Linked DNA regions of Homo sapiens: region 2 is linked to region 1. A link is a loop called in an ENCODE intact Hi-C map of the cell type or tissue named here. Cell type or tissue: PC-9. All regions are shown on one strand. Links, peaks and the distances in the headings refer to the core of each region. The heading gives the core; the rest is flanking DNA. Region 1 overlaps AGK (acylglycerol kinase). Region 2 overlaps LOC105375535 (a long non-coding RNA gene).

Region 1 (2,917 bases), core at 393-2,892:
GGCATCCTTATCTTCTAACAGAGTTTATAATTTACTATGATCCATCTATTCCCTCCAGTCTCTACAGTAGAAAGTAAGTTCTTTGTAGGCAGAAAGTCATGTGGGTTTTGTTCATTGGTGTAACCCAAGCTCCGTGGGTTCATGGTGCATGACTGGCACTCAGTAAGTAGTTAAATAAAAGGTGAACTTTCAAAGTCATCCACTTTATGTTTTGTAATTCTTAGTTGAGAGTTCTTTGTTAGTTACCCTTTAATCTTAGGCAAAGGCTTTAAGGCTCTCAGAGGCCTCAAATCCTGGGCCTGAACATTTTGAACCTACCCCAAAAGAAACAAGACCTCTATTTGAAGCTGACATAGAAGTTGTGGGATTGATTTACAGAGGGCTAGGTTTGTATGGCTAGTCACTGACTGGTAGCAAATTATGGGAACTGGTCCAAGAACCAAGTCTGTTTTGATAGCCATTTTGTCGTAGCTCAAATCATCCAGAGCTTTCTGTGGCTGGAAATGGAAAGTTTTTAAACATTACCATAGAATAAACGGATTGCTGTTTTCCAACTCTGGTTGCACACCAAATTTGTATGTAGAGCATTAAAGAAGCACAGGCACTTGGGCTCTCCACACCAAGCAGCCGATTCCATGCTGTCATGTGAAGCTCATGTACAGTGAACACTGAGATTGCTGGGATGGGCTGAAAGCTTGGCCTGCAAGGGAAGTAATCCTAGAGACTAGAACGGCTAATAATTACTAGTGAGTGACAGAACGTCCAGAACCTCCCACTCTGAGTTTTGTTTGCTTATGTAGTAAAAAAAAAAGCCAAGCAATGGAGATGAATTTTCTATAAATTATACCTCAGTAAAGCTCTTTGTGAAAAAAAAAAAAAAAAAGATTGAAAATAGGTTTGGAATTAAATCACTACAAGTAGAGTCCCCTATCTATATATAGCTTCAAACTATGAACCATCAAAGCTGAGGATGACAACAGGCTGCATTAGCCAAATTTTAAGAGTAATGACGTTAGTGTTCTTAACCTTTTTAGAGCAAAGAAGATTTTCTGAATATCTGCATTGAACCTGACACCATCAGCAAAGGAGACTTTATAACTATAGGGTAAGTGGACTGGGGTTCACAGGAAATGAGGCTTGTGATTTTCTCAGATTTTACTATTCAGAGTGCCCCATGAAGTCTAAGACAGAAATCCAGCCAAAGCCTTGTCTTGTTTGGGAATTTCGATGTTATTTCTTTCCTATGGGCTGACATGTAGAGTGCCCCTCTCCTATGCTGGCCATCACTGTTCATTTTGTGGGGATCAGAATGTAAGAGCAGTCTTTGTTTTTCAATTGAAACCAAAGAATTCAATGGAGCATGACACAGCGTCAAGAACTTTGGTTTCAGGGTCAAAGAGCTGAATGCAAATTTTGATTCTGCCACTTACCCGACGTCATGACTCGGATCATTTAGCATCTCTGAATTCTTTCCGTCTACAGAATGAAATAATCATCTCTGCCGATCTCAGGACTGGCTTTCAGCCTTGAGTAAGAGAATGTGTGTCAAGCCTTTTTATATTTTGAAGCACTTCACAGTATCCATTACTATTTATGTCAGTTCACCATGTCCTCCTATTCCCAGGGCCTTCATGAAAAACTGGAAAAGGTATTGAGTACCTTGGACATTTCCCAGGCCTTTTTCCCTTTTCCAATACAGAATACCCTTCCAAGTTCTGTGATTTGTTAAGTCCTACCTCTGCCAGAATTTTATTGGTAAAGAACACTATAAATCCTCCTTCAGGGCATCTGAGGAGCTGGTGTGTTCCCATGCCAACTGGTAATCTGCTCAGCTCCGCTTTTCTGTGCTTTGTCTCAGAGCTCCCTCTCGTGCCCATTTAGGGATCACACATTTCTGCTGCAGCGGCCTGGTCTCCATGGCTACTTCATTATCTACACAGGCACATAAGTTTGTTGTTCTTGCCTTTGGCATAAATTCTTCAGAGACTGAATAGCTGATTCTGCAGCCTTTGATTTTCTTGCTGTATCTATAAGAAGGGAAAATCCTGTTCCTTCTACAGAATGTCCAGAAATCACACAATCTTCATTGACAGTCTGGCCAGTGAGACCAGCAATATTCAAATCTCCTTTATGATACTGGTATCCAGAAATAGAGACCCCAATTCTATTGCTAAGGTTAGGCGAAGCCACTATGTTCTGCATTGTTAGCACCAGTGGCAGCCAGTGTCCTTCTGTTCTCTACAGGAAGTGAAATCAAGTAATGTCTGTTTCCTCTGGATATCTGAAGAGAACATAGTGAAGCTGCGTTAGAAAACTCTGATACCGTTTTGTAGAGTTACTGTTGTTAATAAATGATAAATGGACTGATTTACTTAGATTAGCTTTTACTGTATTTCCACTGCCTAAAAGATACATCTGCATGAGGTGGAGTGTGTGTCTGTATATGCGCTGGAAATTTTACTCCATAGTCACTCAGTCAAGGTAGATATTGTATGCCAAGTAGACCGCGTTATAAATACAGTCATCCCACGGTATCCTTGGGGTATTGGTTCCAGGACCTCCCTCAGATACCAAAATCCACAGGTTGTCAAGCCCCTTCTATATAGTGGCACGGTATTTGCATAGACTTAGGCACGTCCTCCCTATGCACACTAAATCATCTCTAGATTACTTATAATACTCAATATAATGTAAATGCTATGTGGATGGTTGCTGTCCTGTATTCTCTAGGGGATAAGATAGTCTGTACGGATTCAGTACAGGTGCAAAAATATGTATTCTCTATCCTCAGTTGGTTGAATCCACGGGAGTGGGACCCACAGATAGGAAGGGTTATCAGAGAACTTCTAAGACTAGTTGTTCATATACATAAAAGAAATATCTACATTAAAGTAAAAATATTTTATCCTTCAAGTAA
Region 2 (2,917 bases), core at 175-2,674, 990 kb before region 1:
CACCATCTTCACCACCACCACCACCATATTCACCACTACCACTATCTACAAGGTCAATGGTTCTCAAAATGTTTTCCCCAAACCAACAGCATCAGCATCATATAGTAACTGTTAGAAATGCACATTCTTGGGCCTCACCCCAGACCTACAAAAGTCAGCAATGGGGTGGGGCCAGCGCTCCAACTAATTCTGATGGATGCTAAAGTTTGAGAGCCACCATTCTAGATAAATTTCTAGGATGCCCACAAGGGCCTTATTTTCAGTCAGACCTTCCACAATGTATCCTTTAAATTTGTGAAAATTTGCTTGTCTTATGAAGTAGTCAGAGAAACAAGACGACCTTTATCTAGGTAATATCGAGGCAGAAATTCAAGGAAAAATAAATCCACTGAGCTGGTGCACACCTTAAAATAATTATCCTCCTGTATTCACCCATACTTGTCTAGTCCCCTGCATCCCGCAACATTTCTTGGCGAGCCAGCCAGGAGGAGTGGAGACGGCAGATCTACTGTCTCCTTTCCCTATGGGGCTGGAGCCCCGGGCCTGGGGAGACCTGTGACCCCAGGTGCCACCTGGAGAACTTCAGCCTAGAGGGGTGAAATCAGCTCTCCTGTGACCCAGCACCCCTACCCAGCAGCACAACAGAACCTGAGAGGGGCTACAGGACAATTCCAGAAACAGCGTGCTTCAGGAACTGCGGTAAGGTATTGGGGCCCAAGGCAGGACCCGTCTCATAAGGATAGAAGGGGAGCCTTCCCAGGGTGTAACTGGTAGTCTGACCCAGACGGGTTAGGGGCAGCAAGAACAGCTCGCCAATTTGGATGAAACTCACATCCCAACCGACACCGGATGTGAGAGTGGCTCGCTAAGTTGGTTAGGAAAAGGAAACTGGAGGCGGCAAGAGTGGCTCACCATCCCAATTAGGAACACAGGAACTGGGAATGGGGAGGTGTGTGAAAGTGTGTGAGAGATGGTTCCTGGAGAAACCAATGTGGGGAGTGATGTGGGGAGTCACAGATCTCTTAGCGTGGACTGTGTGCTCCAAGCGAAGTGTGGGGCCAACCTGGACTAGTGGCGAACCACATATGGCTAATAGGAGCTGCCCCACAGCTCAGAATTGTGGTGGGAATAAGGACCTCTCCAAAGCCAAGTGGTGTCTGAAAACTCCCATAATAGGAGAAGGTCTGGTTGGTCTGAGTCAAAAGGAAGAGTGGGTATGCTGCATCATAAAGGGAGGAAATAGGAGGAAAGTCATCAAAACCCACTCCATTGGAGTGCATGTTACAAAACTTTAAGAAAGGTTTTGCAGGGGATTATGGAGTTAAGCTGACCCCCCAAAGGTTGAGAACTCTCTGTGAACTAGAATGGACTTCTTTTGGAGTTGGATGGCCAACCGAAGGAACTACAGACGGAAATAATTGGCTGTGTATTTAGGGTGGTGACAGGGGTCGGAGGACAGCCTGGGCATCCAGATCAATTTCCTTACATTAACTCATGGTTAAATATAGTACAAACAAGACCAGCCTGGATCCAGCCCTGTTTAGTGGCTCATTGCAAAACACTTGTGGCCCAAGCTGAGCCAGAAGTGAAAGTAAGAGCAGGTTCGCCGACAGACACAGAGTTAAAGGGGAAGTCCCAGAGGGAACAAGAAAGGCCAGTTTTGCAGGAGCTGCCAGAGGGAACAGAGATTCCTCCTCCATATGTCCCAGCCTGGCCCCCTTTACTGAGGCCAACAGCCCCCCAGGAACCAAATTCAGGAGCTAGCACACCCCAAGTTTCACCCCAAAGGGAAGAATCAGAGCCTTGAGAGGCCAGGGAAGGAAATCAAGATAGTCGAGCAGGGTGTCTCAGATCTGGCTGTGCTCAAGCATGTAAATGCCTCTCAGGGAGACATGAGGACCCATTTATTATGATGACCAAGGCCAAGTCCAAGGGGGGCAACAGATTTTCATCTATGAGCCCTTTTCAACCACTAATCTCTTAAACTGGAAACACCATACTCCCTCCTATACAGAGAAGCCCCAAGCTCTTGTAGATCTGATGCAGTCCATCTTTCTGACACACAATCCAACCTGGCCAGACTGCAGGCAGCTTCTTCTCACGCTGTTTAACACTGAGGACCGCAGGAGAGTAACCCAGCAACTCTCCGCTGGCTAGAAGCCCATGCACCAGCAGATGCAGTGAATGCTCAGGCATACGCTCAGGGCCAGTTCCCAGACCAAGATCCCAACTGGGACCCAGAAGATGCGACCCAGCTTCAGCATTTGCAGAGGTACCGAAGACACTTCTGAAAGGGCTAAGAGATGGTGGAAAAAGGGCAATCAATAAGAAAAGATCTCAGGGATGCTTCAGGAAAGTGATGAGAGCCCTAGCCAGTTTTATGAAAGACTCTGAGATATACTGGCTTTTCACCCCATTTGACCCTGAGGCTCTTGAAAATCAGCGTATGGTAAATATATCATTTGTAGGACAGGCCCAGGGTGACATAAAGCGAAACCTTCAGAAACTGGAAGGTTTCGCAGGCATGAATGCCACCCAGCTTATAGAAGTAGCCACCAGGCTACTTCTATAAGTAGGAGGGTGGAGGATTACAGGTGGGATCACACCTGTAATCCCAGCACTTTGGGAGGCCGAGGCGGGCAGATCACAAGGTCAGGAGATTGAGACCATCCTGGCTAACACGGTGAAACCCTGTCTCTACTAAAAATACTCGGGAGGCTGAGGCAGGAGAATGGCGTGAACCTAGGAGGCAGAGCTTGCAGTTAGCTGAGATCGCACCACTGCACTCCAGTCTGGGCGACAGAGCGAGACTCCGTCTCAAAAAACAAACAAACAAAAAGAAGTAGCCACCAAAGTGTATGTTAACCATGACCAGGAGGCAAAGAAGGAAGCAGATCGGAGGCTTAAAAAGAAAGCC

The links. Peaks named below come from ENCODE experiments on the same cell type or tissue, not always from the same donor. Only the 100,000 strongest peaks of a DNase experiment are listed, where the experiment ranks them.
Region 2: it touches region 1 in a loop (7-fold over the local background); 2 of 110 quality-filtered maps call a loop at or near these places.

What each region holds. Positions count from the first base shown.
Region 1 is chr7:141,648,229-141,651,145 of GRCh38, forward strand. It overlaps AGK (acylglycerol kinase), which reads left to right. Exons shown (of 16, transcript NM_018238.4): 14 at 1,035-1,105. Among named protein-coding and RNA genes, the nearest start is that of DENND11, 52 kb to the right of the region's middle. In PC-9, for the core only: CTCF peaks have their summits at 1,868 (motif pointing left) and 2,072; a DNase peak (open chromatin) is centred at 1,883.
Region 2 is chr7:140,655,143-140,658,059 of GRCh38, forward strand. LOC105375535 (a long non-coding RNA gene) reads left to right here. Exons shown (of 6, transcript XR_928047.3): 5 at 447-699. Among named protein-coding and RNA genes, the nearest start is that of DENND2A, 16 kb to the left of the region's middle. In PC-9, for the core only: no CTCF peak of the experiment used is centred there; a DNase peak (open chromatin) is centred at 1,589; H3K4me3 peaks cover 835 bases; H3K27ac peaks cover 1,100 bases.